4 separate regions of the Homo sapiens genome follow, and all the other regions are linked to region 1. Evidence: chromatin loops called from intact Hi-C (ENCODE). Cell type or tissue: heart left ventricle. All regions are shown on one strand. Region 1 has its middle 30 kb from the start of IFNW1. Region 2 overlaps LOC105375988 (a long non-coding RNA gene). Region 3 holds the start of LOC105375988 (a long non-coding RNA gene). Region 4 overlaps FOCAD (focadhesin).

The links. Peaks named below come from ENCODE experiments on the same cell type or tissue, not always from the same donor. Only the 100,000 strongest peaks of a DNase experiment are listed, where the experiment ranks them.
Region 2: it touches region 1 in a loop (10-fold over the local background); 14 of 110 quality-filtered maps call a loop at or near these places.
Region 3: a loop joins it to region 1, with 6 times the contacts of the local background. A loop is called at or near these places in 9 of 110 quality-filtered maps.
Region 4: it touches region 1 in a loop (3-fold over the local background); 7 of 110 quality-filtered maps call a loop at or near these places.

Annotation. Positions count from the first base shown.
Region 1 is chr9:21,109,035-21,114,034 of GRCh38, forward strand. No RefSeq gene overlaps it. Among named protein-coding and RNA genes, the nearest start is that of IFNW1, 30 kb to the right of the region's middle. In heart left ventricle, a CTCF peak has its summit at 2,108 (motif pointing left); no DNase peak of the experiment used is centred here.
Region 2 is chr9:19,490,751-19,495,750 of GRCh38, forward strand. The region is part of intron 4 of LOC105375988 (a long non-coding RNA gene); the gene reads left to right. Among named protein-coding and RNA genes, the nearest start is that of MAP1LC3BP1, 30 kb to the left of the region's middle. RefSeq lists an enhancer at 2,233-2,756. In heart left ventricle, a CTCF peak has its summit at 2,522 (motif pointing right); a DNase peak (open chromatin) is centred at 2,761; H3K4me3 peaks cover 745 bases; H3K27ac peaks cover 1,439 bases.
Region 3 is chr9:19,470,039-19,475,038 of GRCh38, forward strand. LOC105375988 (a long non-coding RNA gene) reads left to right here and starts at 64. Exons shown (of 7, transcript XR_007061431.1): 1 at 64-462. In heart left ventricle, a CTCF peak has its summit at 1,952 (motif pointing right); a DNase peak (open chromatin) is centred at 1,973; H3K4me3 peaks cover 637 bases.
Region 4 is chr9:20,988,203-20,993,202 of GRCh38, forward strand. It overlaps FOCAD (focadhesin), which reads left to right. Exons shown (of 44, transcript NM_001375567.1): 41 at 130-227; 42 at 1,921-2,172. Among named protein-coding and RNA genes, the nearest start is that of HACD4, 41 kb to the right of the region's middle. In heart left ventricle, no CTCF peak of the experiment used is centred here; a DNase peak (open chromatin) is centred at 2,079.

The DNA.
Region 1 (5,000 bases):
GGCTGTGGAGAATAAGACATTGTTTAAGAGCTTGATAGGATTGGTGAGGATTTAAAGTGCTTCCTGTAAAGTGCTTAGCACAGTCCTTGTTGCAGTGTGAACATTCAATAAACATTAGCTTTTATTATTTATATTAGTGGATTTTGAACATCTTTTCATTGACTTTAAGGAGTGAGGCTAACCTCTTTTTAATTCCTATGTTTGATGAATGTTTACCTCTGTATGTAGCTTTGCTTCAATATATTTTAAGAATAGTGCTTTAATTCCATTACTAACTAAACTACTTATTTTACTTTTTCTTCCTGACTTAACTGAATGTGTCAGTATGATTTTAAATATCTAAATGTTCGCTTTAAAAATCATTTTAAAAAGAATAATTCCAGGCATTGTGATCTAATTATACAACTTAGAGTGTTTTTTCTCTGGAGGAATTTGATAGTTTTCTGTAATCTAATACAGGGTAATTTTTGTGAATGATTTATAAATATATGAAAAATATATTTTTTATTCTAAGTTGTAACTTAGTGCCCCAGAATCTTAGCCAATAATGTATCTTTTTCAATTATATTTGAAATTATTCTTGTTATTTTTCTATGCTATATTTTAAATCACAATGCTAAAAATGTCAATATTAAAATGACATTTTTGTTTGTTTCTCTATATTTGCTAACTTTTTTCTGTATATTGTATATTAAATTTCAGTTCTATGTCTTTTATAATTTGGTTATAAATCCTATTTGTTTCCTATGTATATTGATACTCTTTCTCAAATGTTCATTGAATTCCCACAAGTATCAATATTTATATTAATCAATATCTCATTGATATTAATATTGCCACCTCTATTTTTCCTTTGTTGTATTGCTTTTCTCTTTCTTGCCCATCTTCTTCTTTTACTGTTTTAGTATTTTTAATTTTAGGCTTTTCTCATATGTAGAGTAATAACGGGGTTTGGTTTTAAGCCAATCAAGACTTTTTTCTTTTAATAGGGAACTCTAAGCAGCTTATATTTATTATCTTAACTATTATGTGTTTGGTTCTTCACTTTATTGCTTTATGCTTTACTTCTTGCATTACTTTTATATGTTTTTAACATTTATACTTCCTTCAATTATTTAATTATTATTAATTTCAGACAATATATTTTTAAAAGAAATTTAAATTTTCTCTTATTTTTGAACTAAAAATTGCATAGTACTTTAAAATAACATTTTAAAAGTATTTCAGAACTTTTAACTGATTTTATTATTTACTGCCAGCTCTTACTGATACTGTTGCTTTTGGTCAACATAGTATGTATAAGAGATAGGAGATAAGTAGATCCGTATGCATGTGAATTTATGTTCATAAATAAATATATGGGAAGTTCCACGAAGTTGATGAAGAGAAATTCATTCCTGATTTTAGGAAATAAAAGCATATTAATTTAAATGCTCTTAGAAGGAATGCATTTGGATGCAATAAGCTAGATTAGCGTCACATATTCCAAATATATTCCTGCATGTTTCAGGAGTCATGTAATCAATAGAACAGTGATCAACTTAAACAATTTTCATTTTAAGAAGAAACATGCTATCAATATAAAGTGATGAGTTTGATATTCTTGTCTAGCCTGCAAACTGGCTCTGAAGACAGTTCTCATCCTGGAATTGAAAACTTTTTAAAATAGTGGTAATACTGTTGCCATCATTGATTGTTATAGCTTCTGAAGTGTTTTTCAAGACATATTTGAAACTGTAGCAAGGTACATTTATAATGAAATAAACAACTGAAACTTTTACCTGAGCACCATGTAGACTCTTCCTTTACTATGTCTCTACCCCAACCTTTTACCAAGAAGGCAGATGAATTCTCTTGGGTCTGAGTGTAGCACATAAGCACCAGGGGTTCCCTCATTACACCATGCTTTCCATCTATTTCTGTAGGTTTTTAATGGCCTTTCTTTGGTGATCCTGATCCAATGTTGGACAGGATCAAACTAAAACAATGGAAGAATAAAGATTTTAGGGAACTCTTTTTCTGTGCTCTAGACCCTCAGCTTTGGAGTGTTGCTTTGACTAGTGCTGTCACTCTTAACCAGGTATGTACGCTTGATGTTATACTGCCATCTACTGGCTATACGTCAAATACTGGCTTAGAGACGACATACTGATAACTTTACCATGGTCATTAGCTGGGAATAATTCAGGAAATTAGAATGTAAAGAAAGGACAGTTTGATGTGCTGCCTAAGTAAAAACAAAGAAACAAATGCATAAATGAAGCCCACACAAAACCTCTAATTCATAATAGTGATCCCAGAAATGTGAAATTTGTTTTTCGATCACTGTATTCTTTTTTACTCCCAAGATAATCTTGTTATTTCCCATTTTTGTTAAGTAATTTAAAAAAGAAAAGGGAACATACATTCACACAGGACACTAATCAGAACAACAAGGCTATATTTTTGTTTGTGTTGTGTTTTCAATGAAACAAAAAATTGAACCTCAGGGTTGTTAAACCCTGACATTATGTTCAAATTAATGTTCCAGGAGGGCCCAATTTTGTTTCTAGGGGTTCGTTTTCTCAGATGCTTTTAAAAATGGGTAGAAAGTGGTGCCATGAGAAACAATGGCAGAGTAAAAATCTCTAAAAAATTTGCCCCTTCATAAAAGTAAAGAAAAAATGAGCAAAATTTGTCAGAATAAATCTTTTTACAATATTATGAGTTATCCCAAGGCATGCAACAACCCAGGAGCATTTATTTGAGGAAAACAGCTGTAAGTGTAAGTATAGCCAGATTTGTGGCATATTAACTTGAATTAATCCCATCACCCATTATCAAGTTCAGTGGTAGCCTTAAAAAGCAATGGGCTTCCTTCCTGGTACCACTGGGAATAGAAAAAATCTGGAGTGCCTTCATAGCTTCATTCCTAAAGATTGTCATTATTTGACTTCGAAATACCCTAGTAGAAAGACTTATCTTTATTTAAGCTGTCTGGGAGCTCACTCAAAGCTAAAAGACTCTCCCTGAGGAGTGTTGACTAAAGACATTTACAGGCCAGTGTTTTGATATAGTTGCTACCTGAGGTGATTAATTACGGTTGTAGTAAATAATGACCAACTGAAAATCTTAAAAGGAAAAACAGAGATGAGATGTCTATAAGGGCTTTGACAAATTCTAGCATACTTTTGGGAATCTAGAAGGGCATTGTACATGTGTAAGTTTGTGCACATGTTCAGGAAAGACCCAGTCTTTCACTTCTGGCTGACTTTTATCATAAGCAGAAACTGAAGGCCAAGGCAGGGTTGAAAACTGCCTGGCTAAGTATTAAACATGCACTTCAACATGCACACAGAGCTTCTTGGCTAAAACTGAGAGATTTATTTGTTCCAGATACTTAAGGAAATCTCTGTTCAGTCATTAGCTGGCCACTAAGCTAACTGATTAGAGACTTCAGTGGGCACATGTGCTAACGAATACAGACTTTACAGAATTAGTGCAGAAAAGACAGCAAGTAAACAAATAACAACCCACAACAAGCAGCAACAACAACCTCTTGGGGGATGGGGAACTAATTTATACAGTTGCTGCAGTTTATTATTAAAATGTCCACTTTTCAACAAAAAAATATAAGAATGCAAAGAAACTATGTCTTATACACAGGTGGAAAAGTCATGAATAGAAACTTCCCCCAAAAGCCCAGATATTAAATTTATTAGACAAAAACTTAAACCAGCTGTATTAAATAAGTTCAAACACCTAAAGGAAGCCATTTCTAATTAATTAGAGGAATACAGGAGAACAACATCAGATCAAAGAATACCAATAAAGAGAAAGAAATTATACAGAGGAACTGAATAGAAATTTGCTAGCTAAAACGTACAAAAATTGAAAAAGAAAACTTCACTTGAAGGGTCTAACAGAAGATTTGAGTAGACAGAAGACTCAATGAGCTTGAAGACAGATCAATTGAAATTATGCAGCTGAGGACCACAGAGCAAAAAAATGAATGAAGGAAAATATATAGAGTTTAGAGGACTTGTGGAACACCATCAAGCATACTAACATATATATATAATGAGAACTACAGGAGGAAAAGAGAGAGAAAAGGGGCAGCAAAAATATTTGAAGAAGTGTGGCCCCAAATTTAGCAAGTTTGGTGAAAGATATGAGTCTACACATCAAAAAACCTCAACACACTTCAAGTAGAATAAAGACAAATAGATCACACACAGGATAATCAAATGATTGAAAGCCAAAAACATAGAGAAAATCTTGAAAGCCGGAGGAGAGAAGTGACTCTCACATACAAAGGATCCTCAATAACATTAACAGCAGGTTTCCTATTAGAAAACACAGAGGCCAGAGGGTAGTGGGATGGCATATATAAAATTCTGAAAGGAAAAATAACCGAAGAATTCTATGTCTAGCAAAACTATTCTTCAAAAATATAAGAGAGATAAAAACATTTCCAGATAAACAAAAGCTGACTGAGTCCATCATTAGTAGATCTGTCCTACAAGAAATGCTAACGAGCCTTCTAGGCTAAAATAAAAGGACACTAGACAGTAACTTGAAGGCATATAAAGAACTTTGGTAAAGGTAGGTAAATATAAATAATATTATTGTACTCCCCTTTTTATTTCCTATATGATTTAAAAGTCAAATGCATAAAACAATAATTACTAATCTATGTGAATGGGCAAACAATGTTTAAAGACAAGAGGTCGGAGGGGAGACAGAGCAGCATAGGAGTCAAGATTTTGTACGCTGTTAAATCTAAGCTGGTATCAATTCAAACTAGATTGTTGTAAATATAGAATGTTAATTGTAACTTCCATGGTAACCACTAAGAAAATATTTAAAAAATATAAACGAATCAGAGTGTGAGGGAAACTGGGCAGTATGCTAAAAAAATTAAACACACAAGAAGGCAAAAACATATAAGCTGACTCCCCATTGTGAATCTATTGTGGGAAACACATTATATTCTTAAACTTTAGGAAGCATACTTTTCA
Region 2 (5,000 bases), 1.6 Mb before region 1:
TCTGTCCTCTTTCAGGCCATTAGCTTGTGGTATGGGGCACCTCACACTGCCATCCCTGGCTTCTGCCAACTGCCAACATTCAGGAAGGCAGGCTTCTTTAAATCTGAGTCTGTGGATTAATTGCATTTTCTTAGACACTGTTAAGAATCTGTCAGCATTTCCATTAAGAAAAGATTAATAAGATGACAAATTGCTAGCTCTGTCAATGCTCTTTTGTGTTTTTTTCCCCCTGAGGATTATTTTGGGTGAAGATTTCCACTCTTGAGGCATTGTTACACAAAACTATATGATCCTCCACTCTGCAATAGAATAGTCACTAACCCCATGTGACTACTTTAAAGTAATTTAAAATAAATGAAAGATTTAGTTTCTCAGTTACACCACATCTGCAACCTTCCTTTATTCCTTTCTTCTCCTTTGTGTGTGTGTGGTTTTTTTGTTTTTTGTTTTTTTTTTGAGACAGGATCTTGCTCTGTCACTCAGGCTGGAGTACAGTGGTATCATAGCTCAGTGCAGCTTCAAACTCCTATGCTCAGGTGATCCTCCTGCCTCAGCCTCCTGAGTAATCGGGACTACAGGTAGGCACCACCATACCTGGTGAATTTAAATTTTTTTTTTTTTTTTTTTTTTTTTTTTTAGATAGGGTCTCACTGTCACTCTGTCAACCAGTCTGGAGTGCAGTGTTGTGATTTCGGCTCACTATAACCTCCGTCTCCCAGGCTCAAGCGATCCTCCCACCTCAGCCTCTCCAGTAGTTGGACTATGGGCATGCACCACCATGCCCAGCTAATGTAATTTTTTTTTTTTTTGGTATCTTGTAGAGATAGGTTTTCACCATGTTGCCCAGGCTGGTCTTGAACAACTGAGCTCAAGAGATCCGCCCATCTTGGCCTCCCAAAGTGCTGGGATTATAAGCATGAGACACCACACCTGGCCAATTTTTTTTTTTTTTTTTTGTTTCAAGTTTTCACAGTGTTGCCCAGGCTGGTCTCAAATCCCTGGCCTCAAGCAATTCTCTCACCTCAGTCTCCCAAACTGTTGGAATTACAGGTGTGAGCCACAGCACCTGGTCACCTGCAACATTTCAAGTGTTCAATAGTCACGAGTGGCTAGTGGCTACAGACAAAGGACATTTCTATCACAGTTCTTTTAGACAGTGCTAAGAGTGGCCCAGTAGAATTTAGAAGAAAGACATGGTCTTCTTTGTCACATGGGCCTTAGTCCTAATCTCATTTCTTCTAAGTAGTGAGATGACTTTGGGCAAGTCATTTGACTTCCCTAAGGGCTCAGTTCCTGCGTCTGTTAATGGGGTACTTCTACTTGCATAACAGGGTCCTTCTGAGAGTTCTGGCATCAGTGCTCAATTGGCAATAACCTCCTTTGTCCTGCACCTCCTGCCAAACAACCTATTTCTCTTAATCCCTAGATCACCTGTATTACTAGAAGCTCATTTTGAGCTTGAAGGTCTGGCCAGGAGCAGAGGGAATCACCTTTCCCTCAATGGTAGAGAGGGGAATTTGTGATATCCTGAGATTCTAAGATTGTGATACCTGCCCAGGCAGGGAGGGGATAGGCTTTGCTTCTTCTGCACACCTTGCCTTTATCTCAACTCATTTCTTCTCTCAGTCACTGCCTGAAATGAATGAGTGTGTTGAAATGAGTAATATTTGGAGTTTCAAATGAATAATTGTTACATAAATCATTAGTTCTCAAATTTTAGTGGACATCAGAATCACCTGGAGGGCTTGTCAAAGCACGGATTTCTGGGCTCCACCCCCAGAGTTTCAGGGTCTGCAGGTCTGATGTGGGGCCTGGGAATTTGTGTATGCATTCCCAGGTGCTGCTACTCCTGGTGGCGGTCTGCAGTGTACCTGAGTCATGGAAGCTGGAGCATTTTTATAAGCAAAGATTAAATTGTATCCTTGCTTTACACAGAGGATACCCAGCACGTTCTTGAGGGCATGAGAATTCCTTATAACATTGTTATAATTGTGATTTCATTGTCAAAATAGAAAAGATTCACCCCGATTGTGGATTATAGATTATCTTTGTTTCCTTCATTTTTTTTTTTCTTTTTACAAACCCTTGTATCAAGAAGTGCTGACTTACAATAGAGGACGGCGAGGGAGCTGCTCTGCTACATACAAAATTCCCAGCCAGAAGCAGGTGGTCTACCAGTGGTTTACCACCAGGTTCCCCACAAAACTGGCAGTGCATGAATGGCATAGATGACGGTCTCCAAGCCAACTGCAGCATGTAGATTTCAGTGCCTGCTTTTGCATTTGTATGTACAATCACATTATTACCAAGCAATTTCCAGAACTGGCAACATTTGACTTTTGACCTAGTGTTTCTCAAATTGTCTCTTCCCTTTCTGGTGATACCATGGCTGTAGCTGGACCCCTGGGCCTTCCCTATCCCTGCTCCTGTTTTGTTACTCCCAGGCTACTTGGTGGGAAAGTGAGACATTTCATTTTCAGGGCATTTTTGGTGGGTGAGCGTCGTAATCTACGATTTTGCCTGTAGAGGGCAGCAGCACCAAGAACTTCTGGCTGCATTTTCAGTGTCAAGCGTCAGCCTGGTATCTCTCTGTTCCTTCCATCCCTCTTGTCACCTTGCCCTTTTTTTCTGGAAGTCACATCTAAAAAAGATATTTGCAAAGTACCCCGGTTGCCTCGGCAACTGGTGCTCAGGAAGGCGGCCTGGGGTGTAGCAGCGGTGTTGGCTGGACGCCCACCTGCTTTCAGCGTGGCTGAGGGGACTGCCCCCACCCCACAGCCTGGCCACCTGGCAATGCCCAGTGACTGTGGGAGGTGGCTGTCTGGGAAGCCTGTTCTCGCTGCCGACTTCTGGGGCTTTGCTCGCACATATCCTCTTTTGCTTTCTTGTCCCCAAAATGCCTCTTCCCAGAAAGAATCTGAGTCAGTCTCTCGTCATTAGATTAGTTCCTGCCAAACTACGGCAGATGTCAAAGCAGCTGATAGGAAGATTATGATTCTCCCTTTCGCAACCCCAACAGAAAAAGCGGAGTAAAGAACCCGAGCGGAGAAGGTTGTCAGGCAAAGTTCCGATGAGGAGGGAAGATGGTTCTATTTTGGCAGCTCAGTAACCATATTCCCATTCCCTCTGCCCCATTCAACATGGAGATGCAGGAAGGAGTCCCCCTTAACTCCCTGTCTGAACAGCCCAGGATCTTTGGATTTAATGTTGCCTTAAAACAAGAACAGTTTCCTTTCTTTCAATAGACACCCCTTGACTTGGCCCACATGCTTGTGGATGTAATGGATTTTCTGAGGAGTATTTTTCCTGGTCTAGTGCTGTCTTTCCTGCATGAACTCACTCATACTCTCTCAGTTGCACACACGGGTTTCAATTTATCTTCTTCCTGTCAGACAGCACCTGTTCTGTCACAAGTGAGCGATAACTCCTGACAATTTCTTCTCCTGAGGCTCACAGGGAAGGAAGTTCTCTGAACCTCCTGGTTGAGGAGCCACTCTGCAGTGGTCTCAGGAGTTCATTTGGTTTGGAACCCTCCTAGTGTAACCCTACTCTTGTCCCGGAGTGAACCCTTTCTCCTTAAGGAGATGGCACAAGATCTTAGACACATCTTAGATCCAAGACCCCAGACAAAATGGCTCAGTTCAGAAAAGACTCAAGTCATCAGGATGGTAAAGTGGGCTCAGGAAGTCCTGCAGCCACCTGGGCATCCTTTGTGGGGAAGAAGTCAGCAGTGGCCCCAGGAAAAAAAACTAGATCAAATCCAGGGGGTCAGGGCAGAAGTGGCCTGGCCTTGTGTTGTGCCAAACCCCTATTAACCTCAATAGGGAAGGCACTAGGTTCAGGAGGCTGAAGAAGAGACTCAGAGCCAGCAAAGGAGACATGGTGTTTTTTTTGGAGATGGAGTCTTTCTCTGTCACCCAGGCTGGAGTGCAGTGGTGTGGTCTTGGCTCACTGCAACCTCCGCCTCCTGGGTTCAAGCGATTCTCCTGCCTCAGTCTCCCAAGTAGCTGGGATTACAGGCACGTGCCACCACACCCAGCTAATTTTTGTATTTTTAGTAGAGACAGGGTTTTACCATGCTGGCCAGGCTGGTCTTGAACTCCTGACCTCCGGTGATCCCTCCTGCCTTGGCCTCTCAAAGTACTGAGATTACAGGCATGAGCCACCATGCCCGGCCAATGTGGGGGTTTTATTAGGGGCTCACATACAGGGGAGAGAGTCCAGTGGTGGTGTGCTGGACAAGATAGCCACCTTACAAACAGTCCAGTGGCAGCAGGCTGGGCAGGAAAACCGTAACTGCTTGCAAACAGTGTGCAGTTTAAATAGCGTTTTCACCTAACACCCTCCCCTTAATGACCTCCACCTGGCAACCTTTGTTTAGCCCAAAACTCAGGGCCTCAATCCCTTGTATGGCCCGCATTCCATGGGATGGGTGGGGGGCTCGGATGTTCATCACTGATAAGGTATGAATCTCCAGGTTGGCCATGCCGGATTCCTTAGCTTGAAACACACATTCAGATGTGTCTGCCATACAGGGTCATCCTCAGGGTCTGCTTATGTTATTGCTATCAGGTGTGTTTACCCTCCACGCAGCATGTATCATGCAGCCTGTATCAGCCACAAGTGTCCAGGTGGGAGAGCAACTGGTGGGGGCGCTGTGGCAGCGGGCAGGAGGGAGGGAGGCTGACTGGTGTTGGAATGCCTGTGCCTCTCTGTTGACTGCCTTTTCCCTCCTGGGTTCTACTTCTCTGGTCTCTCACGCCAGGCATCCCCTAAGTCTTTCTTTCCCATCAGAACTTTCCTCCTTTCACACTGAGGTGCAAATGGTTGATAACAGTTGAGAGTGACAGTTCCTGAGAGCTTTCTCTGTACTACCGTTTTAAGATAATTGTTTATAATAGAAAATGTCAATCATGTAGAAACAGAATAGCATAATCGACTCCTGAGTAGCCATCATCCAGCCTCAACGATTAACTTACAGCCCACCTGGTTTCTTCCAT
Region 3 (5,000 bases), 1.6 Mb before region 1:
CCCTCCAAGTCAAGTGAATACTTCTGAGCAGGCTGTAAAATCCATCATTGGGCCACTTTTCTTCTTCCAAACTGTACACAACCCACACTGAATACCTGCTTCCCTCTAGGCCTGGGCACTTCTGTTCCCTTTGCCCAGCATACCTTTGTCCCTCCCCACATTTTCAACACTTGTACTTCTATTTTTCCCTTAGGACTTCATTCGTGTATCACCTCCTCCAGGAAGCATTCCCTGATAACACCCTGGCCACATCCCTGGAGGCTGGTTTATATGCCCTTCCTCTGTTTCCATAGTGACTTCTATTTTCTACTTACCATGAGGCACATCACACTGTATCTGTCTTTACCACTGGATACGTCTTGTTTATTCTTCTATTTGCAACGTTCTAGAATCCCTGAATATTTGACAACGTATGCTTTCCCTCTACCATATGGCATGAGTGAGACCAGGGTTGGAACAATGGTGCGTGCCTGTACAGTGGTATGATTTAAGCTACTTGCTTGGCCTCTCTGTGTTTGCATAAATGGAAGATGAGACTAATGATAACTGAGACTTAATATGGTAGCTGTGAGGACTATGAGAATCCACTGAGAGCGGAGTGAACCGTGCTTGGTACAGAATAGTGGTAGGATTATGGAATTCAAAACGAGGCAGCTGTTGTTGTCATCAGTGTATGGCTGGCCTGGATCCATGATACTGATGTGACACCATTATTTATATTGTGGGTCAGATTCCTCCATTCTTGTGGGTAAGTTCCATGAGGGAAGGTCTTTGTTCAGCTTACAGCTGTATCTCTGTAGCTTAGAATAGTGCCTGGAACATAACGGGCAGTTGGTAAATGCTGGTTGAATGAGTGAATGAATGAGGTACCAAGAGACCCCATGGGATGATTAATCTTGATGGCCAGTCCAGTGTCCCCTGGCGTCCAAGACTTCTTTTATGCCTTATAATCTGGCTAGTGTGTGTCTCCAAAGAGCCTTCATTTAGCCCAAACCAGAGGTTCCCAAACATTTTTACCAACTGTCTTCTTTATCATAAGTTTGAGGAAAAAGTTATTTCTCTTGAAGAGAAAGCAAGAAGGAAGAGAACGCCCTGTTTTAACCTCCAGTGCCAAACGCAGCCTGAAACACACACGCCCACACAGCTCCTGTTCTTGGGAGAGAGGCACGGTAAAGTGGCATCTGGAAAAAAAACCCAGTTCAAGCCAAATTTGTGTCAATCCCTTCTCTGTCAGCCTGTGCTTCCAAGCACGGTATACCAAGATGACAGTTCCACCCAGCTTTCTGCTTTTTCTTCTTTCCAAAGAGAACTTTGATTAAAAAGAATCTTAAGATGCCTGGAAAGAAATTTCTAGCCTACAGACCAGCATTGTCTATGATAACTTTCTGTGATGACGAAAATGCTCTGTAATGTGTGCTGCCACTAGTTACTTGTGGCTGTTGAGCACTTCAGGCTGGTGTGCCTGAAGAGCTGAGTTTTCAATGTAATTTTAATTAATTTAATTTAGATAGCCACATATGATTAACGGCTACGGAGCTGGGTGGACGGGACAGTGATGTGTGGCTGAGCGGAGAGGGCTGCAAAGGGGGTCTCAGATAGGGGTCTGACCCTGGAAGTCTTCTCTTGGCCCTTTCTGGGGGACTGGAATCAAGAAAAGGCCAAGAGCCTCTCAGTGCTTTTTAACATAGGTGCCCCTTGATCAGCTTAGAATAAGAAATGAGGTCACATTCCTTTTAATGTTCAAACCACATGACTTATGATAAGGGCGTCATGAGCCCTGATCATGCCTCACTTTCTTCTCTCACCGAGGGGGATCTCCCTCCTGGAAAAATCTCACACACTCCCTCCCTGGGGACTTCCTTGGTCCTGGGGCGGGCAGTGTCATTACTCTCATCACCAGGAGAGAAAATCAGGAATTCTCGTTCTCGGCTGCTACTGCCGCCTTGGTCACTAGGTGTCACCAGTGGTCCTGCAGCCCACCAAAAGGAAGGCGGCCACACCAGTTGGCAGGTCTGGGGACAAACCTGGAGGCTGCGGTGGAGGGAGAAGTTGGCTTCCTGAGGGGGTGAAACTGACACTCACAACCGTACTAGATGCACCAGATCAAGTGTCGTGGTGTGGGGGAACGTGGGCGATAGGGTTCTGGGACATTTGCCGTGTGACTGTGACCCGTGTGACCCGTTTTGGTCGTCTAAGGGAATAGTTTCTGCCTACATCCTGCTGAAAGAAGTGGCTTTTGGAATGCCTGCCCTCTTTCTCAATGGACCCCAGCAGGCAGCCCCCTTATGAAAGGGAATTGTTTGATGTCAGTGCTCATCCCAGAGCCTGAGTGCTTAATATTCCCCGTGGTCACCCACTTTTGAGGGAAAGTGGCTTCAAAGCAGGAGTGGTGACAGACCTGGCTCCTGGTCCCCACACTGCTGACCACTTCTGGTGTGACTCAACCTTCCATTCCCACCCCCAACTCCCGCCCAGCACCTGTACCAGAGAGAAAATAAGACCTGCTACACATTTTGGTAACTTTTTGCTCTTGACAGTAAAATAAGATTTTACTTTCCTGACAGCTCAGAGTATAGTAGGGGCTTAAATACTTGCTAGCTGACTGAATACTAGTTAGAGGGTTATTAATGTAGGTAGGGGAGAACTGCACTTTCTTTCCAAGTGAGATTCAATAATACGTATCTTGCCCCCAACTTCCTGGAGTCGGAAAGAGTATGGTTTCATTATAGCCTGGCCTCCAATCAGCTGTGTAATTGGGTATGTCACTTAATCCTTCTGAGCCTCAGTCTCCTCATATACAAAATTAGGGCGAAATCTAACTTTCAGATGGGGTGATGGTTAGTTTTATGTGTCAAATTGGCTGGATGATGGGGTTTCCAGATATTTGGTCAAACATTATTCTGATGTTTCTGTGAGGTAAGAGCATTTCTGGATGAGATTAAGGTTTAAATTAGTTAATATATATATTTTTTGAGATGGAGTTTCACTGTTTTTGCCCAGGCTGGAGTGCAATGGCATGATCTCGGCTCACTGCAATCTCTGCCTCCCAGGTTCCAGCCATTCTCATCCCCCTGAGTAGCTGGGATTATAGGCGCCTGCCATCATGCCCAGCCAATTTTTGTATTTTTAGTAGAGACAGGGTTTCACCATGTTGGCCAGGCTGGTCTTGAACTCCTGACCTCAGGTGATCCACCTGCCTCAGCCTCCGAAAGTGCTGGGGATATAGGGGTTAGCCACTGTACCTGGCCATGGATTTTTTTTTTTTTTTGAGACAGGGTCTCAATCTATTGCCCAGGCTGGAGTGCAATATGGTGATCATAGCTTGCTGCAGCCTTGAACTCCTGGGCTCAAGCAATCCTCCCACCTCGGCCTCCCAAGTAGTGGAGATTACAGGTGCATGCCACCGTGCCTGGCTAACTTTTTTATTTTGTTTTTTTTTTAGAGTTGGGGTCTTGCTATGTTTCCCAGGCTGGTCTTGAGCTCCTGACCCCAAGTGATCCTCCTGCCTTGACCTCCCAAAGTGCTGGGATTACAGGTGTGGGCTACCATGCCCAAATTGGTAGACTTTAAGTAAAGTAGGCTCCCTCCATAATGTGGGTAGGTCTCATCCAATCAGTGGAAGGCCAAAATAGAACAAAAGAAACTTTCTCCTACTTCTCTAGCAGATGGCTTCAGACTACATCTGCAACATCACCTCTTCCTGGTTCTACAGCAGATGGCCTTCAGGCTCAAACTGGAATATCAGTGACTGGCTGGGTCTCCAGTCTACTGGCCTTGACTGGAACTGCAGCATAGACTCTTCTGGGTCTCTAGGCTGCCAGCCCACTCCACAGATTTTGGACTTGCCCATTCTCCATAATTGTGTGAGCCAATTCCTTCTAATGAATCTCATCTATTCTTTTCTTTTCTTTTCTTTTCTTTTCTTTTCTTTTCTTTTCTTTTCTTTTCTTTTCTTTTCTTTTCTTTTCTTTTCTTTTCTTTTCTTTTCTTTTCTTTCTTTCCTCCCTCCCTTCCTTCCTCCCTTTCTCCCTTCCTCCCTTCCCTTCCTGTCTGTTTTGCTCTTGTTGCCCAGGCTGGAGTGCAATGGCATGATCTCATCTCACTGCAACCTCTGCCTCCTGGGTTCAAGTGATTCTCCTGCCTCAGCCTCCTGAGTAGCTGGGATTACGGGTGCTCACCACCATGCCCAGCCAATTTTTTTTTGTATTTTTGGTAGAGACAGGGCTTCACCATGTTTGCCAGGCTGGTCTTGAACTCCTGACCTCAGGTGATCCACCTGCCTTGGCCTCCCAAAGAGCTGCGATGACAGGCATGAGCCACTGTGCCCGGCCAGTAAATCTCTTTCTATATAGTCTCACGTTCTGTTGGTTCTGTTTCTCTGGAAAACCCTAATGCCGATGGCTATGGGGATTAACTAAAATTATAGTGTAAAAGCATCTGGTACAGTATCCAACCAGTACCAAAGTATCTAGTAGATGCCCAATAAGAGCTACTTTGCAACCCAGCTTCCCAGTTTTCTTGGTCAATTATTAAATAGATTCCTCAGGACAGGAAGAATACTTCCCCTAGACCTGGAAATCCGTCGGCTAGTCTGCCAATGTTTGTCACTTTCAGTGGACCGCCGGGCTCTGTCCCATTTTGTGATGCAAACATTTCCCAGGGTGCCTCTCTCCCTCACCTGGCTCTAGTCTCCTAGGTCTCAGAACAAGAAGGCATGTGCCTTTCTTTGTTCCCTGTTCACTAATTGCTTCTGGGTGGGTAAGAGTGGGAAGAAGAAGATAATTCCCTCCTCCTCCTCCTTATCAATAGTCTCCATTAAGCCACACATAGATGTGGTATCTGAAAGGTGAGAGGGTGGGTTCATTATGCTTCTTCAGACACATAAGACCTCTTTTCAACTGAGTGCTTCTTACCAATTGATGGCAATCAGTAGAATTATTTTTAGCATATCTGAAACCTTTCTTTCTCCTAGTACACTTTTTTTTTTTTTAACAGAAATG
Region 4 (5,000 bases), 120 kb before region 1:
AGGGAACATGAAACTGGTTAATGGAATCCTCACCAGGTGTTCTGCTTTAGTTATGATGGTTGTTACTGATCTGTTTTACATTTCAAAGGAAAACCATGGTCTAGTAAGAAAATACCCTTTTCATTTCAGGCGTTTTGAAGAGAATGGAGTGGCTCTTGGAACTGATGGGTTATATTAGAAATGTTGCTTACCAGTCAACATCCTTTCACAATACGGCTCTTGACAAGGTAAAATCTAGAGGAGTAGTTTATAGCTTCCTTAAAATACAGAACTTATATTAGGTTGGTGCAAAAGTAATTGCGGTTTTGCCATTAATTGGCAAAAACTGCAATTACTTTTGCACCAACCTAAAATATATGCTCCCAAAAGAGGAGCACGTTGCTGTTTGCAGCTTTTCTTTCCCTCTTTCCTTTTATTTTAGACACACTTAATGATTCTCTGATGCCGCAAGAAAACTGGTATTCTTACCAAGCTCTTGGAGACACCCAAGGCTGCCCTTTGAGAAATATTTTCAACAAAATATGTTTCTTGACAGACAGAACACAAAGGACACTTGGGAGAGAGAGAACCCAAGCTCCTGTGTAGCTGGGATTGATCCCATAAAGGATGTGGGAATATAGGGCTCTGGCCTCCACACTGGCCAGCATATGGCTAAAAATGCCTGCTTTGAAGAGGTTCCTGGAGTGTATGCAGATAATCTTATGTGTGCCAATACTTATGTGCATGTGTGCATATATGGAGGGGAATTTTTATCACACCTGCAAAATTACCTATGACTCAAAAAAAGTAAGAACCGCTAGTATTAGGTTTGGGTAAGTTTAAAAATAAAAGATTAATAAGACGAAGACAGCTCTTTCCTGCTTTCCTTCATTGTGTTGACTTAGCTGGCAGCTGTGCATTTTGTAATAGCAGAATTTTTTTTCTGTAGGCATGCTTCATGAGTATTCTGTTTGCTGTGTGAGTCAAATTTGCATAACCTGGGATGTTTTTTGAAGTTCTGCCCAGTTTTTCTGAAGAGTTGTATGTCTTTTTGAAATTTTAATTTGTGAGTTTAGGAATTTTAAGAGATTAGGAAGTACTTTTTAAACTTTTTTTGAACTTGCGTGATCTGTCCTCTTTCTTCTGATTTCCTAAGTTTTTATTAACTTTCTCTGTTTTCTTACAAAAACCTTAAAACACTGAGAAAATACAGATAAGCAGAAAGAAGTGTAGTTTAAATCACAGTAATCCAACTACTCAGAGGTGGCTCCTATAATCACCATTTCTATGATTGTCTAGATTAGTCTGAAATCTAAATGGATAGATCCTGGACAGGTGTTTAAAATGCATGAAGAAGCTGGGCACAATGGCACATGTCTATAGTCCCAGCCACTTGGGAGGCTGAAGCAGGAGGATTTCTTGTGCTCAAGAGTTCAAGATCACTCTGGGCAACATAGTGAGACCCCATTTCTTAAAACATTTTTTAAAAAAAATGAAGAAAGACTTGCTCAAAAGTAGAATCAGAGTATACATATTTTTAAAAATTAGTTTTGCCCACATAACCATAAATATTTCTTCATTTTGTAAGCTCTTTGAAAACATCAAAACAGAGGAATGTTTGGATCTTGATGTGATTAGGAATTGAATAAACGATGTTTCTCCTGAAATGTTAGAGCGATAATAATGAAACTGTTGGGTCTTCTGCCTTCACATAAAGGGACTTCAAAAATCTTCTAAAGCCCCAAAATGTATCTTCATTAAACATGGAAACTGAGTTTACTGTTCAGTTCAGTTCCTCTTCTGGGTGGGGGTAGGGCAGGAGGGACTGGTTGGGTGAAGGGGAAGATGACATTGCCTCACGACAGGGGCTGTGTATGTGAACATGTGTTACTTTGAATTGTTAAAAAATATGACCTAACGTCATTTCTATTTTCATCGTAGGCTTTGGACTTCTTCTTGCTGATATTTGCAACCGCAGTGGTTGCATGGGCTGACCACACTGCCCCTCTCCTCCTCGGCCTCAGTGCCAGTTGGTTGCCATGGCATCAGGAGAATGGCCCGGCTGGGCCAGTACCAAGCTTCCTTGGCAGGAGTCCAATGCACAGGGTCACTCTGCAGGAGGTTCTCACTCTCCTTCCCAATAGCATGGCTCTGCTGCTGCAGAAAGAGCCATGGAAGGAACAGACCCAGAAGGTGAGGCTGGCAGCCACCTGCTTAGCAGGGCAGGCAGCCATTGTCTCTTCAGCAGTTTCTACTGTAGAATTGAGGTGGGAGTTAAGTGCGTCTTGAATCACACCACAGACTTTCCTACCCAGCCCCATATCTCAGCCAGATGCAGAGTCTCAGAGATTGAGGCTAGCCCAGGCTCGGGGCAACTGCTGATTAAACAACAAGGTGGCAGCTTGCTTACAGCTGGGAGTGAGGTGGAGGAAAAGTCCATACTTCATTTATTGAAGGCACTTGTTTTCTTGATCCTGGGGAGGAAAGGGTGAGTATGTCTCAGAGCTCAGAATCTCAAGGTGAGGGTCGACGGGAAGGCAAATTCAGGATTGCAAATCGTGTGATAAGTAAGATACAGTGGTGATGAGCAAGGGAAGGAGTTGATCAACAATGCCTGGGTGGGTCAGGAAGTTTTCTGCCAGGAAATGTGGGTCGGGAGCATCCATCTTCTTGTAGCATCTTTAAGGTTCCCCATAGCTTATTCCATTGCACAGATATGCTCCAGGCACCCAGTGTGCCCTGGTCTGTGCTAGATGCCAAACAGAGCTTTGTAAAGGTCTGATAGTATCACCCTTGCCCTCAGGAAAACCTAAATTGTTTAGTTTGCTGTTCAGTCTAGTTCCTCTTCTGGAGTAGGGGTGGGGCGGGAGAAGGAGTTGGGTGAAGGGGAAGATGACATTGCGTCATGTTGAGGGCTTTGTATGTGAACATGTGTTACTTTGAATTGTTAAAACATATGACCCAAAAGGAAACATTTTTTGGTTTTTAATGTTGAGGTTCCCCAGGCTACTAGCTGTTCTGCAAAGCATAACTGTGCTTACTGTACTTCTCATTATATGTTTCTGACCTGTCCTTAATACAGTTGGTTGAAAGATTCTTTTTTGAATCTCATTTAATCAAAACTGGATTTTTATGAAGTTGAAAGCTTCAAACTAACTTTTTTTTGCTTATTCTTGAAATCTGAACATTAATCTTTAAAAACATTTCTGAACTGTAGACCCATAGTTTAGCTATGCACAACTCCACCAAGTATCTCAACTAAAATGCCTTTTATTTTTCTTAAACCTGATAAGCATTAGTATTGCTGCCCCAAATTTTGTGCTTTGTGTCCCATTTAAAATCAAATTTTGGCTGGGCACAGTGGCTCACACCTAGAATCCCAGCACTTTGGGAGGCCAAGGCAGGCAGATCACGTGAGGTCAGGAGTTCGAGTCCAACCTGGCCAACATGATGAAACCCTGTCTCTACTAAAAATGCAAGAATTAGACGAGTGTGGTGGTGTGTGCCTATAATCCCAGCTACTCAGGAGACTGAGGCAGGAGAATCGCTTGAACGCAGGAGGCGGAGGTTGCAGTGAGTCGCAATCCCTCCGCTGCTCTGCAGCCTGGCTGACAGATTGAGACTCTGTCTCAAAAAAAAAAAAAAAAAAAAAAATTTAAATGTGGTCTTCCCATATATTATTTCTGGACTGGGATACCACGTTCCCTTTGGACTACAATGTAGACCTCTTGCATTGATTATATATTTGTAGTGCTTGACTTTTTTGCTTATCGGTTGGATATTATAGCACAAAACTGAGAAAAGGAAAATCAACAAAGAAAAAAATTTTTGATTAAAGCAGGGAATTAGGAATATTTTCTTTTTCTCCCTATTTTACTCTTTCTTCAATCTAGCTTCTATATGTGAAACTAAAATGCCTATTACCTATCACCAATGTATGTGTTTTTAGTGAACCAAGATTGGCAGCATTCAGTCATTGATTAAATTACCCTGTATCTAATTCAAAAACAATTCAGGCTGCATCCTGAGAGATCAGCCAAACTCATAAATACTATGAGTTTCCACCTCATTTGCAGGATTTATTCATGGTTAACATGCTTGGCTCTACCTAGTGAATTATTTTATGCCATTTCTCTTGCATTTCAATTTTCTGTTTCATATCCATTTGGGCACAACTGTTCTCATCTACAGAAACATATTTTATTTCAGAAATGGGGGCTTATATCTGATGTGTTTTCTATTTACTGCCCAGCCTAGGAGCCTAGACCAAGCTGCACACAGAACCAGGTGGGAGGCAGCATGATGCAAAGAAAGAGCATAGGGCTCTGAAGCCAAGTGTACTTGGGTTCAAATCTTAACTCGGCTATACATTGAGGGTGGACTTGGGCAAGGTTTTTAATCTCTCTGGGCCCATCAGAGTGATGAGAGATAATGTTCCTGGCACACAGGAGGCCCTCTGGGCCCATGTCTACCTCCCTCTTAAAACCTGTATCAGCAGCCAGGCATGGTGGCTCACACCTGTAATCACAACACTTTGGGAGGCCAAAGCAGTTGAATCACAAGGTCAAGAGATCGAGACCATCCTGGCCATCATGGTAAAACCCTGTCTCTACTAAGAAAAAAATACAAAAATTAGCTGGGTGTGGTGGTGTACGCCTATAGTCCCCGCTGCTCTGGAGGCTGAGGCAGGAGAATCACTTGAACCCAGGAGGCAGAGGTTGCAGTGAGCCGAGATTGCGCTACTGCACTCCAGCCTGGTGACAGAGCAAGACTCCATCTAAAAAAAAAAAAACTCCTGTATCAGCTCTCAAGGTATTCAGCAGGGAAGTAGGTTTGACTTTGCCAGGTCATTTAACTAAATGGGAGCTGTATCCAACTTTACCATATCTTATGCTTGGTCCCTGTCTCATCTCCTCCACCTGGGGAAGGTATTGCCTAAGAACTGTAATCCCAGCTACTGGGGAGGCTGAGGCAGGAAAATCACCTCATATATATAGGTCCAAGGGAATAACTGTTCTTTT